Regions from separate parts of the Homo sapiens genome. Here all the other regions are linked to region 1. The links are chromatin loops, found by intact Hi-C in ENCODE. Cell type or tissue: ascending aorta. All regions are shown on one strand.

Region 1 (8,000 bases):
ATCAATGGAGCTTTTCTTACCTTCTAAGATGGAACTAAACCCAGAAAGCAATCCACAAACTGCTCCTCCAGGGACAAAGGAGTGGTGGGAAGGATGGTCAAGGTTTCCTAGCAAGAGCCTCTTTAGGGCCTATTGGAGGCTTGCTCCATTAAGATTAAATCTTGCAAAGACTGTAGGCTGACAATACCTTTTGTCTAAGAGTAAGAAAGAGCCCTCCCCAGCCACACTTGCGGGCATTCCTCCTACTGATCTGGCTGTACCACAAAGGTGAACTATGATAAAACCACCTTTTCCCCCTTACAACCTACAGCCCCCAAACAGTATCCCCAGACAGCTTCAATATCACACCAGCACAACTGATGACTTTGAAATCTGCAGATCTACCTTCATCTGCGTAGACTCCAAATATCTCCTCAAAATGGACCTGCTTAGACCTTGGAAGCCCTGTCTGGATAAAGATCCCTTTTCCCTGCTGCAAAAGTGCCTAGCTCTGCTCTGTCCAATACAGAGCCACATGTGGCCAAGCCGCACTTGAAATGTGACTGGTCCAAATTGAGATGTGCTGACCCCGTGAAATACATACCAGATGTTAAACTTAGAATGAAGAGAGAAACATTTTAAAAGATCTCATTAAAAATTTTTCTATTGATTGGATGTTGAAGTGATCATATTTGGGATAAGTGGGTTAGATAGACTATTATTAAAAGTAATTTTACCTGCTTCTTTTTAAACTGTAACTACTAGAAAATTTAAAATGGCATATGTGTCTTGCATTATATATCTATTCTATCCCCTGATGTAGCTTATTCTGCTCTGCACGGACATACGTCCCAAAACTCAGGCCAGCTCTATGTGGCCATCATCACAACCTGGTAGATTAGATGCCCTGGGTCCGTCTCCCACCCCACCATCTGCAAGAACTTCAGCAGAACTTCTTGTGGTCTTTATACCGGGTGTCAAACAGTTAACACTAGCCCCTGGTGGTCTGCCCAGGTTCACAGGTCAAGCAAGCTGCTGCCTGTCCCTAAGCCCAACCATGAGCCTCAAAAGAAGCCCATGGCCATGCACTGATATGATGAAGAAGTGGCCAGCCAGCAACTAGTGACACAGCATCTGGTACTGAAGCCAATCAATGAAGTGCAAAGAACCCAGGAAGGGGGACCAACCAGCCTCCTTTGCCTGAGACTGGGGAGTTTCTGGGAAGTGGAATTTATAGGTTTTTTGGGTTTTTTTTAGATGAAGTTTCACTCTTGTCGCCCAGGCTGGAGTTCAATGACACAATCTCAGCTCACCGCAACCTCCGCCTCCCAGGTTCAAGCGATTCTCCCGCCTCAGCCTCCTGAGTAGCTGTGATTACGGGCATGTGCCACCAAGCCCGGCTAATTTTGTATTTTTAGTAGAGATGGGGTTTCTCCATGTTGGTCAGGCCGGTCTCAAATTCCCCGACCTCAGGTGATCTGCCTGCCTTAAAGTGCTGGGATTACAGGCATGAGCCACTGCGCCCTTCCAATTTTTAGTTTTTAAAACAAGGCAGGCCTAGGCAAGCGAAAATAAGCTGTTCACCCTAGACCCAGGTATGCACGTGAGACCTGATTCTCAGGGGTCCTAGGGCAGACCAACCCTCCCACCCACCAACAGAGCCTTGAGATATTTGTGGGATGTGCAGGGCAAATATAAAAATTCCAACCGCTGCAGGCCTCACCTGGGCCACTGCCTTCCCTGAAACAGGTGAAAACTGAAATTCTCAAGCCACACCCACTAGAGCAGCAGGAGGAAGAATGGGGGAAACCCTTTAGCAGTGATTTGGAATCCCACTGTGTCCCTCCTCCATGAGCTGTCTGTGTGTGACTGAGCAGCTCGCTTCCCTCACTCTCTGGGGGTGGGGTCAGGGTGGGGAGTCTGTCTGACTCACTGCCCAAGCCACAGGCCTGTCTGCTTGTCCCCAGACAGGGGACCTACCTACCCACTGTCCTTCAGCTCTGTTGTCAGCCACAGGCTGTGCCCAAGAGGGCACATGGGGTTGGTGTGGGGAGGAGGGTAGGTTTCCTTGGCTGAGGCAGAGGAAGTTGCTTTCTGTCTCAAGTTCTGCTCACAGGTCAGACATTACCGGCCTTGTGATCATCAATCTCCCATTGTGTCCTTTCAACACGTACCAGTGTCTTCAACACTAAGTCCCTTGCAGAGGGAATGGGATAGGGACCGAACCTCACATGCTTTTCTGCTTCCCTGTGGATTTGTGAGGCTGATATCCAGGTGAAGAGATCAAGTAGAGTTTTGTTCATTCACTCAAATGTTCACTGTGCCTAGTAACAGGCAGACACTGAGAAAATTGCTAGAAATACAACAATGAACAAAGTTCCTGCACTCATGATGCTTACTGTCTACTGGGGGAAACCAACGATAAAAGAGTCAGTACAAAAAAAATTAATAAGTGTTAGGGGAGGAGAAGAGCTGGGTACTGTGAGAACACATATCCAAGGATCTATCGTATTCTGGGCAATCATGGAGTACTTCCATGAGGAAGCATGGTTTATGTTGAGACCCAAAATGAGGAAGAGTTAACATATACTTAACTGTGTGCCCTAGACCTTCAAGGATGGGGACTGCCTCTCTGAGCAGCTGCAGGGAGGCCTCTGGAGAGGTCTCTACACTGTGATGCTGGGTTAGCCTTACCTATGAGCTGATACACGCAGGCCTCAGAGCAGGGCCTAGGTTGTCCCCATTCAGGGCGGATTCTAGGACCTCTCTGGAAGGAAGAGACCCCAGGCGTGGGAGAGTAGGACCTAGTCTCAGGAAGGAACACAGGCCCTAGATTAAGACTGTGGGCTCTCGAATCCAACAATCTGCATTTGAATTTCAGGGCCATCTCTGAGTCTGTTTCCTCATCTGTTAAATGGGAGCAAAACAGCACGTATTTCATAAAGCTGTGGTGAGAATTTTAAAAGGCAATCCATGGAGAGAGCTGAGGGTGGTGTCTGGCACACAGCAAATACCAAATAAAAAGTGAGATTTCCTGCTTTCAATTATTAGTGTTACAGTGAAGAAAGATACAAAGTGCTGTGGGAACCGACTACCTCCTATCATTTATCTTATAGGAACAATCATTTAAAAGAAACTCCAAAACTGGCAAAATGCCACATTGTGTCTCAAGGAAGAAATATTGGATCTGAGCCTGGAAGGGTGGCTATGTGACTTGCAGAGAAAAAGTATGAAGAAAGGCACGAAGACCAGAATGGGTGGGGCGCCTGCAGGAGCAGTGCCGGAGTGCTGGAGGGGAGAGGAGATGGCAGAGCGCCAGGCTAAAGGGCTGGGCAAGGCGGGGCAGGAGGAGCCGGAAGGCCCTGCTAACAACCTTTGCCTTCATCCTAAAGGCAGCGGCCAGGCTACTGAAGATTTGAGAGTTGGTTGGTGATCTGTTGGGGTTTGCATAGGCAGAATGGAGATTTCCTGGAAAAAAACAGGAAGCCAGGGACCAAGGAGGGGGCTGATGTGAGTATCTAAGGCCACCTCAGACATTTATCAGAACACCCAGGGCTGTTTCTTGGTTCTGTGCCTTGACAACACACTATGTCCTCTGCTTGGAATTTCAACAAACTTACCTTCCAAAAATTAATCAAGTAATTCATTTATTCAACTAGTATTAATTAAGCACTTATCCTGTGTGAAGCTCAGAATCTCTACTCTCAGGAAATTGATGGTCTGGTGCAGGGGCCAGCAAACTTTTTCTATAAAGAACCATAGAGTAAATATTTTAGGCTTTGTGGAACATAGGGTCTCTGTTACAACTCTACCATTGCAGAGCAAAATCACCCATAGACTATGGAAATGAATGAGCCTGGCTGCATTTCAATAAAACTTTATTTACAAAAACAGGCAGTGGGCCAGATTTGGCCCAAGGGCTGGTCAATTCCTGTTAAAATATAATATAAGCCATAAACATGAACCATTATCTATTTAAATTACATATGCAATTAAAAATGTTCTAGTAGCCACATTTTTAAAAGTAAAATAAATGAGTGAAATTAACTTTAATAATGTATTCTATTTGATGCAATATATCCAAAATATTATTTTAACATGTAATCAATATAAAAAATTATTAATGAGCTATTTCCTATTCTTTTTTATACTAAGCCTTTGAAATTTGATGCATATTTTACATTGACAGCACATGTCAATTAGGATTAGCCACATTTCAAGTGCTTGATAACTACATGCGACTGGTGGCCACCATATTGGATGGCACAGGTCTAGCAGGATAGTGGAGGGTGGCTAGGGGAGAGGACGAATGGCTGACTGATATTGGCTTAGGGCATAAATTAACTATGATACCAATCCAGCTTGCCCACTTGCTTGCTGGGTAATTTTTGGCATGGTTCTTACTAATCTGGGTATCTTTAGGCCCAAAGTAACAAATGAGGAGTTAGCTTTAGCCCCTAGGTTCCTTCCAGCTCAACAATGTAGAGATTCCAGACTCAGGGTTTAGTGGATGGAGTCAACAACTTGGATTTTCTTTGCTAAAAAGCACCTTGGATAGTACAATCATCTTGTACTGTCTTGTACTTGTATTCGCATAAGGCTTTCTGTGGCAACCCCACCATCCACATCTCCAGGGGCCTGTGAGGGTGGCTGTCTGCTCCTGAGGGGTCAGGGGATGTATACGTAAGGTAGAGAAGGGATAGGAGAATCGCCCTCTCCAGCTCTCTGAGAAAAACGTGCCCCCCTCAAACACACACAGGCACATACATGCATGCATGCACACACTCAAACACACACACAAGAACACACAGACACACATGCACACATGCATACACAGGGGCACACACACACACATGCACACACAGGTGCACACACAGGCACACACATGCACAGAGGTAACAGCTGTGATCTCCGGGCCTTAAGGTGCAGGACATGGGAACAGAAATACACTCCTCATGAGTCAGAGGGTGAGTCAGAATGTTCTGGAGAGCTTCAGAAGGGAGCAGCAGGAGGGGCTCATGGTGAGGAAGGGAGCCAGGTCCCTAGGGGAGAGGGAGGGAGAATGGTCAGGTTTCCCAGTCATAAAGCCAGGGAAACACGTCCTGTAAGGAATAGGGTCTGCTGCCTTGCCAATTTGGGTCCCGAAGGATAGCCTGTGCAGGGGAATGCAAAGTGAGGGGCATTAGGAGAAGGAGATGGCCTTTTGGGCTGCCAAGTAGGGAAGGATTCAGACAGGGGTGTATAAAGCCAGCTCTGTGAGACAGATCACCTGACCTCCGTGAAGGCTCAGTCTCAGACTGTCGCACTGCAGCAGCAGTGTTTCTTGAAGCCTGGGCTGCTGAGTGAGTGCATGGTTGTTGCTAACCCATGCTGAACTGGGGAAACTGAGGAAGAGGCCACACTGGTGTCCTATTTGGCCCAGGTTGGGACAGGTGAGATCAGTTCTGCATGGCAGGGATCTGTGGGATATACTGACTGTAGCCTAATTTAGGCACATGACCAGGGCTGGGGAACAGCTAAGCCACCTTGTGGGGCTGTCAGAGCTCAAGAGGGCTCGACAAACCATCAGATCCAGGCAGCAGTCTGGCAGAACTGGGTGGGAGGACAGGATGAGGACACCTTCAGGAGGAGCCAGGGATAATCTGCATCAGGAGCCAGACCAACCAAAAAGGGAGGGGACTGAGGGTCTTGACAGATGCAGCCAGGCTTGTGAAGTGGCCCCTACAGTGTGGTGCTGGGTTTGATCACCTCCTGGCTGACCCACTCAAGCCTAAGGGCAGAAACTAGGCTGTCCCTAGTCAAGACTGATTCCAGGATGTGGGATAAAGGGGTCCCTGCAGAAAGAACCCAGGGGACCCAGGCATGGGTAGAGGAAACTGAGTGGGCAGAAATGGCCCCTCCAACCCATTCCCCATCTGCCAGCTCTGTGTGCACAGTGTTCACATCACCCTGTCTTAGTTTGGGTTCCCTGGAGAGCAGAGCCTGCGATAAGGCCTTTGGTACAGGTAGTTGATTTGGGAGATGACCCCAGGAAGTACTCCAATGAGTACTGAAATACTCCAATGAACATTTCCTTCGAGCATCATGTTTCTGCTTTAAAAGTTTCAGATTTTGGAGCATTTTGGATTTTGGATTTTCAGATTTGGGATGCTCAGACTGTATATGGGAATATTACTGAGATCCTTACTGTAGGCAAAGGGGGCTTGGGTGTACCAGGATCTCTAGGAAGTGTACAGAAGGCCTCCCAGAATTTTCCACCTGAAAAACAGGAAGCTGGGACCTTTATCCACTAGTCTCCATGGCTTTATGGTTGAAGGCTGCCCCCAAGAGGGCTCACTTCCTGCCATCCCCTCCCCTGTAACTCTGGAGAAAGCTGTGGGGCAGGATGAGGAAAGATGTGGAGTGCACTGGAGGTGGGAGTCAGGCTGTGCTGCCCTCTCACAGCTGTGCACCCCTCCCATGGCTTGAAATAAACTTCAGACTCCTTCCCATGGCTTACAAGTCAATTTAAGCCCTGGCCCCTGCCTGCTTTTCCAACCCCATCTCCCTCCTCCCTCCCCCTTGCTCATAATGTCATAGCTACAGGTACTGATGAACAGCCATACTGGTCCCCTTTCCATTCCCAGAAACTACCATGCTCCAGAGACTTTGCATGAAACTCTGCAACACATGGTTACAATGGTCAACTCCTTCTCAACCTCAGGTCTCAGAAAACTATCCCCCCCCTTAGTGAGATCTCCCCGATAAATGAATCTACCTGAGGTCAAATCCCCCTGTATTCTCTCCCATATCCCAGGAACGTGCTAGTAAATGTTAACAAATCGTTCTCAAAGAAAAACAAAAGCCCTCATTTGTTGTGTCTCCTAATTTTCATAATGTAAATATTCCCATCATGGTCAATATCAAGCTAGCAACATGTGGTCACTGAATATGGTTTTAGGCAAAGAAGTACAACAATGCACAAACTATTATATATTATTTTCATCGTATAGATACAATAGAAGTAAAATAATTGAGTCATGCATTTCATTTTTCATTTTGATTTTTATATAATTTATATGATTTATTATATTATATATTATTTATTTATTATATTATATATTATTTATTAAAATACATATTATTTATATAATTTAATGTTTATAATGGCTGTGTTTAACTACTAGCTCACAAAAACCCCTGAAAATTTAACAATTGGCTCTCATGAGCTAATATGAATCAGCGCCAATTCATATCACCAACTTATATCACCTGTGTGCACTTCTTAAAATGTAATTATTTTTCATCCTTGCTTTACTCTTTTTATGAGAGCCTTCTAGAATGTGGGTTCCTTGAGGGTAGAAGCTATGACTCTTTTTTTCTCAGCTGTGTTCTTAGAAACCAGCACAATACCTAACCTACAATAGGAATCCAATAACTATTTGTTGAATGAAGGCATAAATGCATGAATGCATGGGCAAATGAGGTCAATAGGGTTGGGCATGCCTCCTGTGGACTGAAGAGGGAACACTCATCTTGAGTGACCCATGTTGAATGCCACAAGTCTTGTTGGGGTGCTTATGACAGGGGTGGGAGCAGAACAGGCCCAGAGGTTCCAGGCTGGAGAAGCCAGAAAGTGGTAAGGGATATGAATCTGGAATCATTGCTGAAGGCTCTTGGGCTCCCAGGGGTAGCCCCTGTTAGGGCTTTATCCCCTCCCTACAGCACAGTTGGCCCCCTGGCAGGTGGGGCTCTCAGACACATCCAAAGCCAGCAGAGTTCTCTATCCCAGCCCTCCACATGAGGCTTTGCATGGAGGGCTGAGCAGGCCACCTAGGTTCAAAGGTTTGCCCAATCTGCTCTGGTATATCTGGGATCCCAACAATTCCTGACACCCAGGCCAGCTGCACTCCCTACGTAGGGGTGGCCAAGGACCTGGAGAAAAGCAAGCTCAGCAAGCCTGTACTCATCAGCTCTCCAACGTGTGTCCGACCTTCTGCCAGCCCCTCCAGCCTGGAAGCCTGCTGTCCTAACAGGAGACA
Region 2 (8,000 bases), 200 kb after region 1:
TCTCAAGGTACTGTAGAACTTGAAAGAGACTTCTTTGAAGCTTCTGTCAGATGACAGGCAGAGCTGAGTGTAACACATACCCATCAAACAGAAGGGACTCGGGTTGGACCTGGAAGAGCATTTGGGGAACCTTTCAGGGGCTCCAAGGCTGGCAGGCCAGGAAGGGGCTACCCACCTTCCCCACAGTGGTGGTTCACACAGCCCCGCCCAGACCTCAGCTCTTGCTCTGAACCAAGAACTATCCAGGGCATTTCACATATGAGACCTCAGGTAACTCACATCAACTCTGTGGAACATCACTATGCCCAACTGACAGGTTGAGACTTTAAGGCTTAGGGAGATGAGGTCACTTGTTCAGAGTCACACAGCAGAGATTATGGAGCTGGGATTCAAGTTCAGTCTTAAATGGCATCTGCCCTACACAGAGGGCTACAAGCAACGGACTGGCAGGGAGGGGAAGAAGGCTTGGCCATGTGCCCCTAAGGCTCACCATTCAGGTTCAGCTCTTGGCTCCTGATGCTCTCTGGAGTCCCCCAACTGGGCCAGTCTCCCAGGCACCTTGACTCACCCCTCTCAGCACTTGACTGAGCAAGGTCCTTTCATATTTTAATAACGTGAGCAGGAAGTACAGAGAGTTTCCATGTATCTCCCACCCCCTTAATAAGCCCAACGTCTACTACTGACATCCTACAGCACAGTGATACATTTGCTACAATTGATGAACCTATATTGACACGTCATTGCCACCGAGTCTGTAGTTTACATGAGGGTTCTCTTTTGGTGTTGCATATACTGTGAATTTGGAAAAGTGATGTGTATCCACAATCATAGTATCAGAGAGAGTACTTTCACTGCCCTAAAGCTCCTCTGTGCTCTGCCTGTTCATCTCTTCCTCCCCTAACCCCTGGCAACCACTCATCTTTTTACTGTCTCCATTGTTTTCCCCTTTCCAGAATGTCACAGAGTTGGAATCACATTGTTTGTTGCCTTTTCCAGTTGACTTATTTCACTTAGTAATATGCATTTAAGATTCCTCCATGTCTCAATGGCTCCATAGCTCATTTCTTTTTATGACTGTATAATATTCCATTGTCTGGTTGTACCATAGTCTATTTATCCATTCACCTACTGAAGGTTGCTTCCAAGTTTTGCTAATTATGAATAAAGCTGCTTTTCATATTTTTTTAAAACTTTATTATTATTGTCATTGTAGTTCTTGATATCGTTAATGCAAGTTTACAATTCAGATTAAATAAGAAGAAAAGTTCTTAATCTCTGCTACTCCAAGGATTGCTTTATCTTATATTTTTTTAAAAATGAGATTATACGATAAATGTTATTTTCTAATTATTTATTTTCCACTTAATCTGATGTGGAATATGTCACCTGTCTCAAAGACATGGTCCAACTTGTAACATGTTTGTGGGGTTCTGGAGATGGCTGTGTGACTTATTCAACCAGATCCTTTCTGATGGAAGTGCAGATTGTTCCAGATGACTTACACTTGCAGGTTCTCATGGTGAGGAAAGTTCCCACACTTTTTCAACCCAGCTACGCGGGACTCACATAGGCCAGCCTAGCCCCCACTTCCTTCCCTTCTCACATGAAGACTTGGGAAATGTTAAGGGAAGAAGAGGGGGTCTCAGGAGCCGAGGGGCTGGCAATGCGGATGCTGCTGATGTCAAGTAAAAGGAAGACTGAACAACACCCATCAGATTTAGTGGCCCAGAGTTATTCTTCCATGCCCTCACCTGACCTCGGGGTGAGGCATGGAATTCCAGCCTCCTGGGGGAGGGGCAGCAATGGGAAAGCCCAAGGGTCATCAGAATTGCTACCTATCTGGCATATGTATCCTTGCCCTGATGCCTCACACCCATTCTCAGTTCCCCAAAAACAGCCCTACCGGTAGTTTCTGTTCTTCCCATTTTATATACAAGGAAATTGAGGCTGAGAAACCTCACCTGAAGTCAAGTGGCCAATAAATCACAAAGCCAGGGTTCAAACTCAGTTGCTCAGGGCCCAAAGCTGGGTCAATTGCCCCAACCAGAGAGATGGCCCAGCCAGCCCACCCCATGGGCTAAATGACCTGACTGTTGTCTGAGAATTAGCTGATTCCCATTCACCAGAGTTCTCAAAACCACCAGCAGTTTCTGCATTGGTTATTTTGCTGCTTTTTTCTTTTAATTAAAAAATAATACAGGGCTACGGTTTAAAAAACATTTAAACTGGAGAGAAAAGAAGCAACCCTCAGACCCATTCTCTAGAGGTAACTTATGTGACCAATTTTGGGGGCCATGATGTGCATTTCATACGTATTTTGTGTGCACGTGTGTATGCACACACATGTACACACATACAATAACTGCACTGCACACCCCCTATTATAGCCAGCCTCTATGCACTGGATGCTTTCAAGAACATTGCCCCATTTCATCTTCATCAGTATGCCAGGGCCTGGACACTATTACCTTCCCCACTTTAGTGATGAGAAAATTCAGGTTCTGAGAGGCTGAGCCACTTGCTCAAGCTCACTCAGCTAGTGAGAGGCGAGACTGGAATTCAGGAGCAGGCTTTTCATAGCACCTTCCTGCCTATAAAGAGGGGTGGCTGAGAAAACCCATTCCATGTCCTTGAAACAAAAGGCTCAGGAGGCCCAGACTGGGGGATGAAGTAATCCCTCAACATCTAGCAACTATGGGGCACCTACTGAGTGTCAGGCAGTACATTGCCTGGACCTCGGGGATCTCATAGTAACAGCCCCAAGAAAGACCATCCTGAGCAAGAGGCACCCCTGGCCTCCCCATGGCCCAGAAGGATGGCTTGCATGGTGACAACAGAGGCAGCAAGAGGGGAGGGAAATGGGTGGCAGCTCCAGTGGACACAAGCAGGAGTCTGCAGAGCTTCCTGGGAGGGGTCCCAGGGATAAGACCCACACAGTGGTCCCGCTTTCAGTCATTTCTTCCTTCCAAGCTCTCACAAAAGTACTCGTGGCAGATCTATCTGGGTCACAGGACAGAAATAAACATCATTTGAATAATCCCAGGCTGACAGCCTTGGAGAATGGACAGGAAAATTAGCCCCTGGAAAAGGCAAATCTGAGCATGTCACCAGAGGCACCAGAGGGTGTCTCAGTAGCCTCGGTGCCTCCTGGGAGCGCTCACCCTCACCCAGGCCCTTGGCTCAATGCCCGAGAGAAGGAGACAGCAAAATGCAGACTCAGGAGTGGAGGCCCACGACATCAGCCAGTGGCTTCATTGTTGCTATCAAAGAAGACAGGATTCGAACCCAGGTCTCTCCAACCTCACCTCTTCCTCCTGTCTCCTTACAGGAGCCATCTGGAGTTGGGTGGCCCATCTCAGAAGGAGTTGGATGTCTCGCTTGGAGTCTCCATGACAATCAATGACTCCCATCCCCAGTGGCAGGATGGCTTACCTGAGCCAGCCACACATTGGGCGACCCCTCACTTGGCTGGCATCAAAGGTGAGGTTGCTTTCCAGGTAGAAGGGCACAGCCAGTGGCAACGAATGCAGAAACCACCATTGGTTTCAAGAATTCTAGATGGTGGCTGTCAGCTGATTCTCAAAAAACAATCAGGTCTTTTAGCCCACAGTGGGGGCTGGCTGGACTACCCACTATGGTGCCACAAAAAGGGCAGACTCTGGACCAGACATCTGAATTGGAGCTCTAGCTCTGTCTATTCCTGTGTCTACCTGGGAAGATGATCAGATATCTCTGAGCCTCAGTTTTCTCATCCGTAAAATGGGTAAGAGTAATCTCTGCCTCGTGGGCTGCCAGGAGGGTCAGAGGACATGGACCTAAATGGAATGACCACAATAGGAACAGACCCCAAAACCTGTCAAGCTGAGCCAGGGGGTCTCTACCCTTCCTAGCTTCTCTCCCTGTTTCCCAAGCTGGCTGGGCTCGAGGTTGTGCTGGCCGAGCGGACCAGGCACAGGCATTTTTCCCTCTTGCTGAGCAATGCGGATTGCGCCAAGCGTTCCCTCTCCTTTTGTGCATGTTTTTCATGACCCGCTGCCAACAGCTCTTTGCTGGGCGGCTGCCACCATTTACCCAGCACAAGAAAACTGCCTTTCTTCCCCCATTTAGGGTCTGGTTTTAATTTCTACAGTATTCTCTTTAATAACAATGCCTAATTAAAACATCTGTTAAAAAGTCTGTAACATTAACTTTACAGGGAGAATTTAATAGAATTATATTGGAATTGCAGGCATTTAACGGCCTTCCTAATTAGGCTTTTCTTTAAAAAAAAAAAAAAAGGAAAAAGAAAGAAAGAAACATTCTACAAATTAAAATCTCGCTCTTTTTTATGATAATGTAGGCTGATGGTCCAGTGGCTGGAGAGGACAAGTGGAAGCAGATAGAGAGACGGGAGTCATGCTAAGCCAGTATAATGACCTTTGTAGGATGGAGAAGGAAATTGGAGAGACCCTGCATTTAATGACAGGCATTGTACCAAGAGCACTCTCATTTGTAATCTCAATTACTTCCTGACAACAGTCATAGAAAGTAGTATTCACCCCACTTGAATGATGAAGAAACTGAGGCAGAGAGAGAAGTAATTTACTCAAAATCACACATGCACACAGCTAGAAAGTGGCAGAAACTTCAAAGTATGTACTCATTCCACTGCTCCCCACAGCCTTCCAGCTTTGCATCCAAAGAGTTTTCTAGAGCCCTCAGTGGGGTCTTTGTCTCCGATTTGCTCACTGCTTGGTGGTGAGCATCATGGCTGCCTCCCATAATCATCTGTAGCTTGTCCCCGGTTTCTTTCTACAAATTCCTCGTCAGCTTGATGCTCCTACCTGATCCTCCCTGGCCCTGGCTGTCACCCTACACGCCACCGGCAGCAAGCTGGAGCATGTGGTGGAGTAGGAATACAGCCTAGTGCCTGCTGGGGCACACCCCACAAGGGAGGAGTCAACAGAAAAATGTCCAAAGTGATCATCCTCAAAGTCTGGTCCCCAGGCCAGCCGCATCAGCATCACCTAGGAGCCTATTAGAATGCAAGTTCTCAGGCCCCATCCAGATTTACTGAATGAGAATCTCCGAAGCTGGGGCCTTGCAATCTCTGGTTTTCTGTTTGTTTTTGTTTTGTTTTGTTTTGTTTTGTTTTGTTGTTTTGTTTGAGACAGAGTCTCACTCTGTCGCCCAGGCTGGAGTGAGTGCAGTGGCACGATCTTGGCTCACTGCAACCCTCGCCACCTGGGTTAAAGCGATTCTCCTGCCACAGCCTCCTGAGTAGCTGGGATTACAGGCACCCACCACCACACCCCACCAATTTTTGTATTTTTAGTAGAAACAGGGTTTCACCATGTTGGCCAGGCTGGTCTCAAACTCCTGACCTCAGGTGATCCGCCTGCCTCAGCCTCCCGAAATGTTGGGATTACAGGCGTGAGCCACTGCGCCCAGCCACAGTCTCTGTTTTAATAAGCTTTCCAGGTGACTCTGATGCCATTAAAGTTTGAGAACCACTGATCTGAAGATAAAGGGGAACTTTTTTGTCCCTTAACCCTCCCAAGCTAGACTTCAGAGTCTAGAGGTTTGGCACTTTACCTTTGTAATGTGCCTTTGTAGGATGGAGAAGGAAATTGGAGAGACCCTGCATTTAATGACAGAGGTTTGGCACTTTACCTGCCCTGAGAGGCAGCCTTGCCCTAAGCCATTGACCCTGGCCCAGTCCCTGCCAACTATCACAGAGGTAAACTCCAAGCAGAGCTCCCGACTTGAGGCTGGCCTGCTAGTTACAGGAAACAGGTGGGATTACCATCTTTAGGTAGTAGGAAAGACCAAACCCAAATGCTTTCCTGCCGCTTCCTGAAAAGAGCCCCCTGTTCCCTTTTAGCCAAATCTGACCTCAACAGTGCTCCCCAGAGTGGGGTATGGGAGGTGAAGCCAGCCTAGGCTACTCAAGAAGGGGCTGAGTCACCCAGGAAGGATTTAAGCAGAAACTCCCAAGCTCAAGGAAAGGACTTTTTTCCAGCCATGGTTTTAAGATTCCAGCATGGCCCTGTCTGTTTTTAACTGACCTACCAAGCCCTGGGGTGGATTTAAAGATAATTCAGCAGAGTAGGGGCAGCAGACAGACAGTTCCCACAGCAGGTTAGTGAGGCCCTCACAGATGATGTCTTTGGGTCCGTCCCCAGCGGTTGTGTGAGTGGCTTGTTTCTGTCCTGATGAAGCAGGAAGTTGGGTGCAATGAATAGAGCAAGGATTTGAGAATCAGACAGAACTGAGTTTGAAGCTTGACCCTCCCATACATTGGCCACCTGACTTTGGGTAAATGGCATTTCCTTGCTGAGCCTCAGTTTTCTCATCTGTAAATGTTCAAGGCACAGAGCTGGTGTCCTGATTCATCTGGTTTTAAATCTACAAAGAAATCAGAAGCAATGGAGACAGAGATGGCTTACCATCCTTTGTCCTCACTCAGGGGTCCAGCATGTCTGCTGGAGGTTTGGAACAAACAGTTATCACACAGATCAGGGAATATGGCCTTTTCTGCTAAAACAAAACCCGAACTTTGTGGTTGGGGTCTGGGCGCAGAGCCTCTGGGTGAGGAGTGGCTCCTAGACCACCCAACCCTAACTCTGTCCCCTAAGTCTCTCCTCCTCCTTAAGGATTTCACTTGGATTCCTGCTCCCACCATCAAGCAGGTTTCCAAGCTCTGTTACCCGTCTCCTTTGTCACCACAGCCTAGGGATTGCCAGTTCCCTTCATTCAGCTCCTCTGACATACTTAGGAATTCTTATAAGCCTTCCCTAAACATCAAGGAAGGAAACCACAAGAGGAAAAGAAAACAAGAAGAGGAACCCTGGAGTAAAATTGCCCTGCTATTTATTGGCTGTGTGACCTCGAGCAATTTAATTAACCTCTCTGAGCCTCAGTTTCCTCATCCATCAAATGGGAACAATCACAAGATGACTAACTGTGGCATTGCTGTGAGGATTAAAGAAACTAATATTTGCAATGCACTTGGAAGAGTGGCCAGTACATGGTAAGTGCTACAGAAGTATTTGTTCTATAAATAATAAATGAAGGCATGAATCCAGTCACGCTCCCAACTCTGAAATATCAAAACTTTCAGGTTCCCAAGGCTTGAAATTGCCACCCCAGCCCATCCCTATCCTAGGCCCTAAAATCTGGTACTGCACAGCTGTCCCTGGCTGGAGGCACTTCCCATCACCCTTCCATGTATAGCTGATCTCTCACATGGGCCAGGGCAAAATCCCCAGGGGAGGGAAGCAGGCACCTTCCACCTGGGCCCCATGTGACTGCTTTGGGAGGACTGGAATTCACAGTTCAGTGCTTGGGCAGATTCAATAGGACAGCCTCCTGTGTGATGGCTTCTTCTGTTCAATTACTACTAAAATTCACCAAATGGAACTGAGAGGTTTTAACGGCAGTAATTGTGGTGCAAAATGCTCTGTAATTGGTCTCACAAATGAAAGTGAGGAGAATGCTATTGAAAACGAAGCTGCCTTGCCCTGAACAGTTCAAGAGTGATGGCTTAGACATGCTCCCCAGAAACCTGTTGGTCCCACCCTCTCATGCCTGAGACCCCCGCCCTTTGGCCTCTCCTGGTGGGAACCTCAGGCTTCTCTCTCTCTGTCTGTGCTGAGGTACAGTGATGGGGGACAGTGCTGGCACGCCCCTGCAGACCCTCTCCACCCTGGTCATCCCTGGAACCTCAGGCCTGCAGACACCAGGAAGCCTGAAAGGCCTCCTTGAGTGGCCTTTTTATTCCCTGCTGTCTTACATGCGTATAATCTCAGGCCCCCAGGCCTTTGCTCTGGCCAGTCCCTCTTCCTGGATTCCGTTCCCCTCACTTTCCACACATAGTCACTTCTCATTTAACCTACGCAGTGGAGCCATCCTCTCCTTCCCCAGACAGAAGTAGCAATGCCTGCCTTCTATTATAGTCCCTTCTATATAGCCCAGACACTACTATGAATAATACTGATAACAGTTACTCTAGTGAAGGA
Region 3 (8,000 bases), 300 kb before region 1:
GAAATGGGTTGAGAGAGGCAAAAGCATGTGTCTGAGGTCTTGCAGATTTATTGACATCCTGCAACACACTCGCTATTCTCTCCCTGACCCTGGCCTTGGAGAATTGTGTCTTCTGAAATATATTCTCAGAAATTATGCTCTATACCGGATCTTAGAGGGGCATTTTGGATCCACATAACCCATGACATATGGAACATTAACTTCCTTAAATCTTTTTGGAAGTGAATAAATAGCAAAATGAGTAGGGAATTAAAACAGATATTGGGGCATTTTCACAGTGATGGAGAGACAAAGGCAGATAAACACATCCCTTTGTGTCATTACATCCCATCCTCTCCTCCTACCCCCCAAAGACAGAGCAATTAGGCTGAGTTTCCAGGGATTGCCTGGCCTGTGTAGGTGCTGCGCACCCTCCATCCAGTGACCCAGTACAAATGCCGTCTCTCGCAGCTTCACAGACCGCTGCTGCTGACTTAGGCCTCGGCTCTGACTCTGGTTCCCTTCCTCCTGCCTTTCAGTCAGATTTTCCCATTTCCGAAGTCAACAGCTTCCCCAAAGCAATGGGACACAGGACGTCATAACTCAGACGCCAAACAGCAGGAGCCAGGAGGGAGGGAAGAAAGGAACACAATGGAAATGGGTCTGCAGAGGCTGCGCAGAAGGAGGACTGGAGTGGGAGTCTAGGGGAGATTAAAGCAAGTGCGTGACGCTGAGCATTGTTGGGCACAAAAGCCACTGTGTTTGGTGTCCAGTTGATATCTCATGTTTAAAGTCCGGGGTGTATGCACAGAAGGTGGGATTTAGAATCTGGACAATCAGACTAGGGGGTTGGAGGAGCTAAAACCAGCCCCTTCCTGGACAGAGATGGTCCAGAGGTGGGCAGAGGCAGGCTCCAAGAGGACACTGGAGTGCTGCCCAGTAAACTGAGGCCTAAGCACTTGTGAATGAATGGAGCCCAGAAAAAAGGTAGCAGATGGGGGAGGGGAGCAGTTTCAGGCTGCACACCAATGCCTCGATGCAAAAGACACCAAGGACCTGGCAGCAGACTCCTTTCTCTTTCCACAACCTGGTGGGCCTGTGAGGTTGCTCAGGTTACCTTGTATCTAGTAGCAGCCAGGTCTCAGCTGGAAGAAGCCACAAGTGAGGAGGCAGGGCCTCAGAGAAGAGCAGGGGCCAGTCATTCGAGGCACCCAAAGATGTCCTGGAAGGGAGCTGGAGGATCTTTCTAGAACTCCCAATTCAATGTGTTGAGGTGTCTCAGTCCTGTTTCACAGGACTTTTAAACTAATATGGCAGACTTTTGGCTGATTGTAACTGAGTACTTTAAATTATGTAGATGACTATATTTTTTTTCACTTAAAAGGTCAGTTCTTATATAACTTGCCTCATTCTTTTCAAAAAATATTTTCATATACCCACTAAATAGAATATATAGAAATGTATGCATAAAGCATATATACACACACAAAGAAAGACAATCTTCATATAGAAAAAATATAATACGCATTCTTAAGTGTACTCAGCACCCAGATCCAGAAATAGAACATACCAGCACCCTAGAAGTCCTGATCATACTTAACTCTTAATTTAAAAAAAATTATCTCAGCAACTGCCAACCCCAAGAAATACCTTTCCAATTTAGGTTGAAAACAAATAAGGAACTGCAATACAGTACGTGGGTTTTCACTCTGTGGCACACTTTCCATACAGATCTATTCTGCAAAGGGAATTACACCTCATCTCCAGCTCACCCAAGAAAGCCCATGGAGATTCACGCTGATTACACAAAACGGATCCATAGCATTAGCAGTGGCTGTTCTGCTCCATGGTCGTTCAGAAGTCAGCCCTGCGTCTGACTGAATGGCCTGAGTCCTTTAGTATAATTACTGTCGTGTACATCTTCCTTCCAAGCTCTGCAGCAGCAGCCAGCGTGGAAGGGGAGATTTCCACAACCAGCACTTATTTCTGTCCATGCAGTTTCCAGTGGAATACTTAGCAGCATTTCCTCCACAGGGCAGGGCACCTTGGAATTACTGTCTGCTTCCAGGGAGTTTTGAGCTCAGAGTCTCTGCTGGGGATTGGGATGGGACAGGGAGGGTGTACAAACATTCCTCTGAAGTAGTGCACAAGATTTTCAGCATTTTTCGAGGGAGCGTCTCAAAGTTACACAACATCCCCACACCCTGCCCTTCCCCCTAAAAGGTTAAGAACCTCTTTACTTGACTATGAGTTATCTGAGGGCAGAGGCATTGATTAATCTTCTTCAACCTGTATCCACAGTGAGATTTTTTTTTCTGTATTACCAGCCATCAGCCTGTGTAACTGAAAAAAGCTAGGAATTTGGGGTCAGACACACTGTCATCCTCCGTGTAACTGAGTAAATTTTTAAACTCTCTGAGCCCTCATTTTTTTCATCAGTAGAGTAACTATAATAATGCCCACTACACTGTAACATTATATATGTCTGCCAGAGTGCTTGGCTCATTAAAGAATTTCTGCAAAGTCCAGCTATCCTATCTCCCTACCTCTCTGATAAATCCAGAGCAAGCTGAGATGGGAAGAAAGGTTGAGCTCACAGTTATCCGGATGTTTCAGACTCACAACCAATATGAAATTGAGGCTGGCCACGGGATGGCAACTCCACTCAGCATAGCCACGGAGTAGCAGTGAGAGCACTGTGTCCCTTGATGTTCAGCCCATAACTCTTCAAAAGGCCCCTTCTTGGTAGCCCTGATCAGTTCTGGTGTGCAGTCTGTCAAGTTCTGGATTGCCATTTTAGCACGGCACCCATGTTTTGAGAGCAGGAGCTTGGTCTGATTCCACCACTGCACAAGGCTAGGCACACTGCAGGTGTTGGATAAATGCCAGCTGAATTTACAGATTTTAATAATGAAGTCTACGGCTCAATTTAACTAGAAATTATAAGTAAAATAGCATGTTAAACCCTATATAGTTCTTTCGGGCCCCCAGAGGAAAGGACAGGTAGCTTTCAACAGACTATCAAATGGAGAGAAATGTTAATCTATTCCTTAATAATCTCCTTATGTCTTTATATGCAAAAAACTCCCCAATAGGTGTGTGTTTCAGGGGAATCATCAGACCCTCCTGCTCAACGCCTATTGACTTACAGGTGCTAAATACCCAGTAAGTTGCTCTCTGTTCTACTTAACAACCACCTAATTCATCCACTGTTCCAGACTTGGAAAGAGATGATTCTTGTCCTGAGGTTTTCTCCAACAGAAAGGGAAGAAAGTACATCAGTTAATAATTCTTAGTATTTGATTTAGAGTTTCAAGTCTATAACCATCAAGATAGCAATTCTAAGAGGCAAAAAGGCAAAAAAAAGTAGTCTGTATTGAAAGCAATTATAATGGCCACAATAATATCAATAACATCTACCGTGGATGAACGCATTTGAAATGCAGAGTAAAGGACTAATCATGAATCATCTCATTGTATTTTCTCAAGAAGGAAGTAAAATAAGCATGACTTTATTTCCACTTCTCAAATGTGGAAACTTGATGGAGAGAGGTCAAGTGACTTGGCCAAGGACACAGTTACAAAGTCAAAAGTCCAGCCTAGATCTACCTGATTCTACAGCCTCTGCTGAGAACTGAAACCAAAGTCAGGCACCTTGTCATACATCAATATCATTAATGGTGCCAGGAGTAGACTCCATTATTCTGAATTCCTAAATCCAAATTTTACACATTGAGAGGATCTGTAGATTTGCTTCTACAGCTGTATAGATTATCCAATTCTGATTTTTAAGTCAAATCACACAATGGCTGGGCAGGCTTCCCCAAACCCTGGCAAAGTTTTCATTGCCCACAAGATGGCGTTGAGGGGTGAATGAAAAACCTCCAGGCATGGATGTCCTATGTGCACCATTCCATCAGAACATAAATGCACTGGCATTTTCCAGCAAGATCTGTTAACAGTTTTGGACCAAGGAAGGAGAAGGGGCCTCGTTAGATCTATCACTATCCAGTCATGTACCACGTCCTGCATTAACGCTTTGCATCTGTGACTCCAAAACAAAGTCTCAGAAACTCCCTGGTAGGTGTGGCAAGTACGTGACAATATGCTAAACTAAACTCAATTGGTTTAACCTCCAGTTCCTTAGGAGTCCTGGGCATACCTTCCTTACTTGAAATTACACGTAACCTTGGTTGGCACACAGTAGGTGCCCAATCCGCTGAAGAATTGATGAATGATGTTTCATTCAATACCTTGAATGCTGGCCTTCTCTGGATAAGGATTGGCTAAATTTTACATCCAGAGGTTAATGAAGCTGTCATTGAGAGTTGAGGTTCTGAGGAAGAAAGACTAAGGTCTGCTGGAAAGACACCTGGACCGTGAGAAGCCCAGGTGTGCAACTCTAGTTCTGAGCCTTAGAACCTTTGAACAAATCACTGAGTCTCAAGGTCCTCATCTTTAAAATATTCATGTTTGCCCTGCATAGTTTCTATTGAAATAATCAAATATGCTAAGGAATGAAAATTGCTGTACAGAAAAATGTCACTATTCCAAATGTAAAATTCTATACTCAGGAAGGGAGCAGTTATTGCCTTTTAGTAGGTGACACTAAAGTTGGTCATGCATTAAGAATCTGGAGTCAGAGCTGAATCTCAGCGACACCATTTACTAGTAGTGTGACCTTAGGTAAATAATGTAACTCTATGACCCACAGTTTCTACCTCTATAAAATGGGGGTAAGAATAGTATAAGCTTCTTGGAGATTAGGACAGAGGTAAAAATAAAGTATTTATCAAAATGCCTAGCACATAGTTACCATCAAAATGGTACTAATCATAATATTAATATTATGTGTACAACTTTTAATTTATGTATATCATGAGTTATGATATTTTAAACATAGCTCTTACTGACTCCCATGAGCCAATTGCATGCATGTCTTTTCAACTTTGTGTTCAGCAGCAATCACATTGGCAGCTTGAAAATGGCTGTAGTAGGAGTTATTTACACTACTACTATAGTTGTGTAGTATAATTGATAAATGCTACAAATCAGAATTGTTGTTTATTGTTGTTTTCATTTTCTTCCAGAGAATCAATTTATCAGTATCAACCAGGCGTGGTGGCTCCTGCCTGTAATCCCAGCGCTTTGGGAGGCCGGGGCAGGTGGATCACTTGAGGTCAGGAGTTTGAGACCAGCCTGGCCAACATGGCAAAACCCCGTCTCTACTAAAAATACAAAAATTAGCCGAGCGTAGTGGCGCATGCCTGTAATCCCAGCTACTTGGGAGGCTGAGGCAAAAGAATCACTGGAACCCAGGAGGCAGAGGTTGCAGCGAGCTGAGGTGGCACCACTGCACTCCAGCCTGGGCGACAGAGAGAGACTCCATCTAAAAAAAAAAAAAAAAAAAATTACCAGTATCCTTTTGGTTATGCATATTGAATGTGTCTTAGTTTAGGTCTCCTAGAAGCATTTCCTAAGCTGAGATTCATATGTAATTGAGCTATTGAAGGAGTGCCCCCAAATAAAACTTGCAAGTGTGTGAGGGAAGCCTTATAGGGCAGAGGAAGAAACCGGGCAAAGGTGAGGGTGCAGCTGAAGTCTAGTCTCAGCCTCATTCCACAGGCAGCTCTGGAGCCTGCGTGGAACCACAGAGTTCCCACCTTGAGGCAAGGGTGCCAAACTTTTCTGCCCTTGTGTTAGTTGGCCATTGGCTACTGACAGACTTCTGGAGAGAATGCAGCTTCCCAGGCCATTCTGGGTGGCACAGCTCCTGATAGCAAGTAATTCTCTGAAGGGTCCAGCTGTGAGTCAAGAACATCTAGCACTGATGAGACATGGATGCACCAGCCCAGCAAAGGGCAGCTGAGCAGGGCACCAACAGCACCTACTACAGTATGGAAACAGATTGTCATACTAGACATTTGAACTAGAATAGATTTGGGAAGTCACCTCTCCTATGTGTGTAATCCAATACAGAAGAGTTGCTTATTCAATCAGCAAATATTTATTTAGTGTAAACTACATTCCTAGTAATGGGATTGGTACTGGAGATGCAGGGCTGAATGCAATCAGATGTGGAGTCCCGGCACTGGAGGAGTTTACATTCCAGCTATGGAGACAGACATTAACCAAATGCTCCCACAAATAAACACACATTTACAACTGTGATGGTTACTGTGAAAGGGACAGGAAACATAGTACTCTTCTGTCAAGACAAGGGTTTGATAGACAGGGAGGCCCCAGAGAGCTTCCCTAAAAAAGTGACATCTGAACTGAGATCTGAAACATGAACTCACTAGGTGTGGGAGTAGGATGAACTAGAAGTGGGAGGAGCTGACAGTAGACAGGTAAGTGAACCTTCCCTTGGACTCATCTCCAGGACAAGCTTGCGTATGGAGATTTGTCCCTGAGGCCCAAGGAGTGGGATGGCTCCTGGAGACCACGGGGGTGGGGAAATGAGGAAGCAAGGAGAGTTATCTTTACTCTTCTGAGAACAGTACTTAGAAGGCAGGCCAACCCTTTTCTATTTCTACTAATATTCTAGAATTCTCTATTTTGAAAACAAGACTATTTTTATCCTCTGTCAGTCCTCTGAGCCCAAGCCAAGCCATCGCATCCCCTGTGACTTCCAGGTATATGACCAGATGGCCTGAAGTAACTAAAGAATCACAAAAGAAGTGAATATGCCCTGCCCCACCTTAACTGATGACATTCCACCACAAAAGAAGTGTAAATGGCCGGTCCTTGCCTTAAGTGATGACATTATCTTGTGAAAGTCCTTTTCCTGGCTCATCCTGGCTCAAAAACACCCCCACTGAGCACCTTGTGACCCCCACTCCTGCCCGCCAGAGAACAAACCCCCTTTGACTGTAATTTTCCTTTACCTACCCAAATCCTATAAAATGTCCCCACCCTTATCTCCCTTCGCTGACTCTCTTTTCGGACTCAGCCCACCTGCACCCAGATGAAATAAACAGCCACGTTGCTCACACAAAGCCTGTTTGGTGGTCTCTTCACACGGACGTGCATGAAATTTGGTGCCGTGACTGGGATCGGGGGACCTCCCTTGGGAGATCAATCCCCTGTCCTGCTCTTTGCTCTGTGAAAAAGATCCACCTATGACCTCAGGTCCTCAGACCGACCAGCCCAAGAAACATCTCACCAATTTCAAATCCGGTAAGCGGCCTCTTTTTACTCTCTTCTCCAGCTTCCCTCACTATCCCTCAACCTCTTTCTCCTTTCAATCTTGGTGCCACACTTCAATCTCTCCCTTCTCTTAATTTCAATTCCTTTCATTTTCTGGTAGAGACAAAGGAGACACATTTTATCCGTGGACCCAAAACTCTGGCGTCGGTCACGGACTGGGAAGGCAGCCTTCCCTTGGTGTTTAATCATTGCAGGGGCACCTCTCTGATTATTCACCCACGTTTCAAAGGTGTCAGACCACGCAGGGATGCTTGCCTTGGTCCTTCACCCTTAGCGGCAAGTCCCGCTTTTCTGGGGAAGGGGCAAGTACCCCAACCCCTTCTCTCCTTGTCTCTACCCCTTCTCTGCTTTTCTGGGGGAGGGACAAGTACCCCTCAACCCCTTCTCCTTCACCCTTAATGGCAAGTCCCGCTTTTCTGGGGGAGGGGCAAGTACCCCTCAACCCCTTCTCCTTCACCCTTAGTGGCAAGTCCCGTGTTTCTAGGGGGCAAGAACCCCCAATCCCTTATTTCTGCACCCCAACCTCTTATCTCTGTGCCCTAATTCCTTATTTCCATGCCCCAACCCTTTCTCTGCTTTTCTGGAGGGCAAGAAACCCCTACCGCTTCTCCGTGTCTCTACTCTTTTCTCTGGGCTTGCCTCCTTCACTATGGGCAAGTTTCCACCTTCCATTCCTCCTTCTTCTCCCTTAGCCTATATTCTTAAGAACTTAAAACCTCTTCAACTCTCACCTGACCTAAAATCTAAGCATCTTATTTTCTTCTGCAATGCCGCTTGACCCCAATACAAACTCGACAGTAGTTCCAAATAGC

The links. Peaks named below come from ENCODE experiments on the same cell type or tissue, not always from the same donor. Only the 100,000 strongest peaks of a DNase experiment are listed, where the experiment ranks them.
Region 2: a loop joins it to region 1, with 4 times the contacts of the local background. A loop is called at or near these places in 3 of 110 quality-filtered maps.
Region 3: a loop joins it to region 1, with 1.9 times the contacts of the local background. A loop is called at or near these places in 2 of 110 quality-filtered maps.

What each region holds. Positions count from the first base shown.
Region 1 is chr20:40,560,291-40,568,290 of GRCh38, forward strand. No RefSeq gene overlaps it. Among named protein-coding and RNA genes, the nearest start is that of MAFB, 120 kb to the right of the region's middle. In ascending aorta, no CTCF peak of the experiment used is centred here; DNase peaks (open chromatin) are centred at 3,310 and 4,975.
Region 2 is chr20:40,760,100-40,768,099 of GRCh38, forward strand. No RefSeq gene overlaps it. Among named protein-coding and RNA genes, the nearest start is that of SNORD154, 49 kb to the left of the region's middle. RefSeq lists an enhancer at 2,645-3,145. In ascending aorta, no CTCF peak of the experiment used is centred here; a DNase peak (open chromatin) is centred at 3,992; H3K27ac peaks cover 2,366 bases.
Region 3 is chr20:40,262,491-40,270,490 of GRCh38, forward strand. No RefSeq gene overlaps it. Among named protein-coding and RNA genes, the nearest start is that of LINC01370, 260 kb to the left of the region's middle. RefSeq lists enhancers at 22-522, 6,327-6,858, 6,859-7,390. In ascending aorta, a CTCF peak has its summit at 3,824 (motif pointing right); a DNase peak (open chromatin) is centred at 3,842.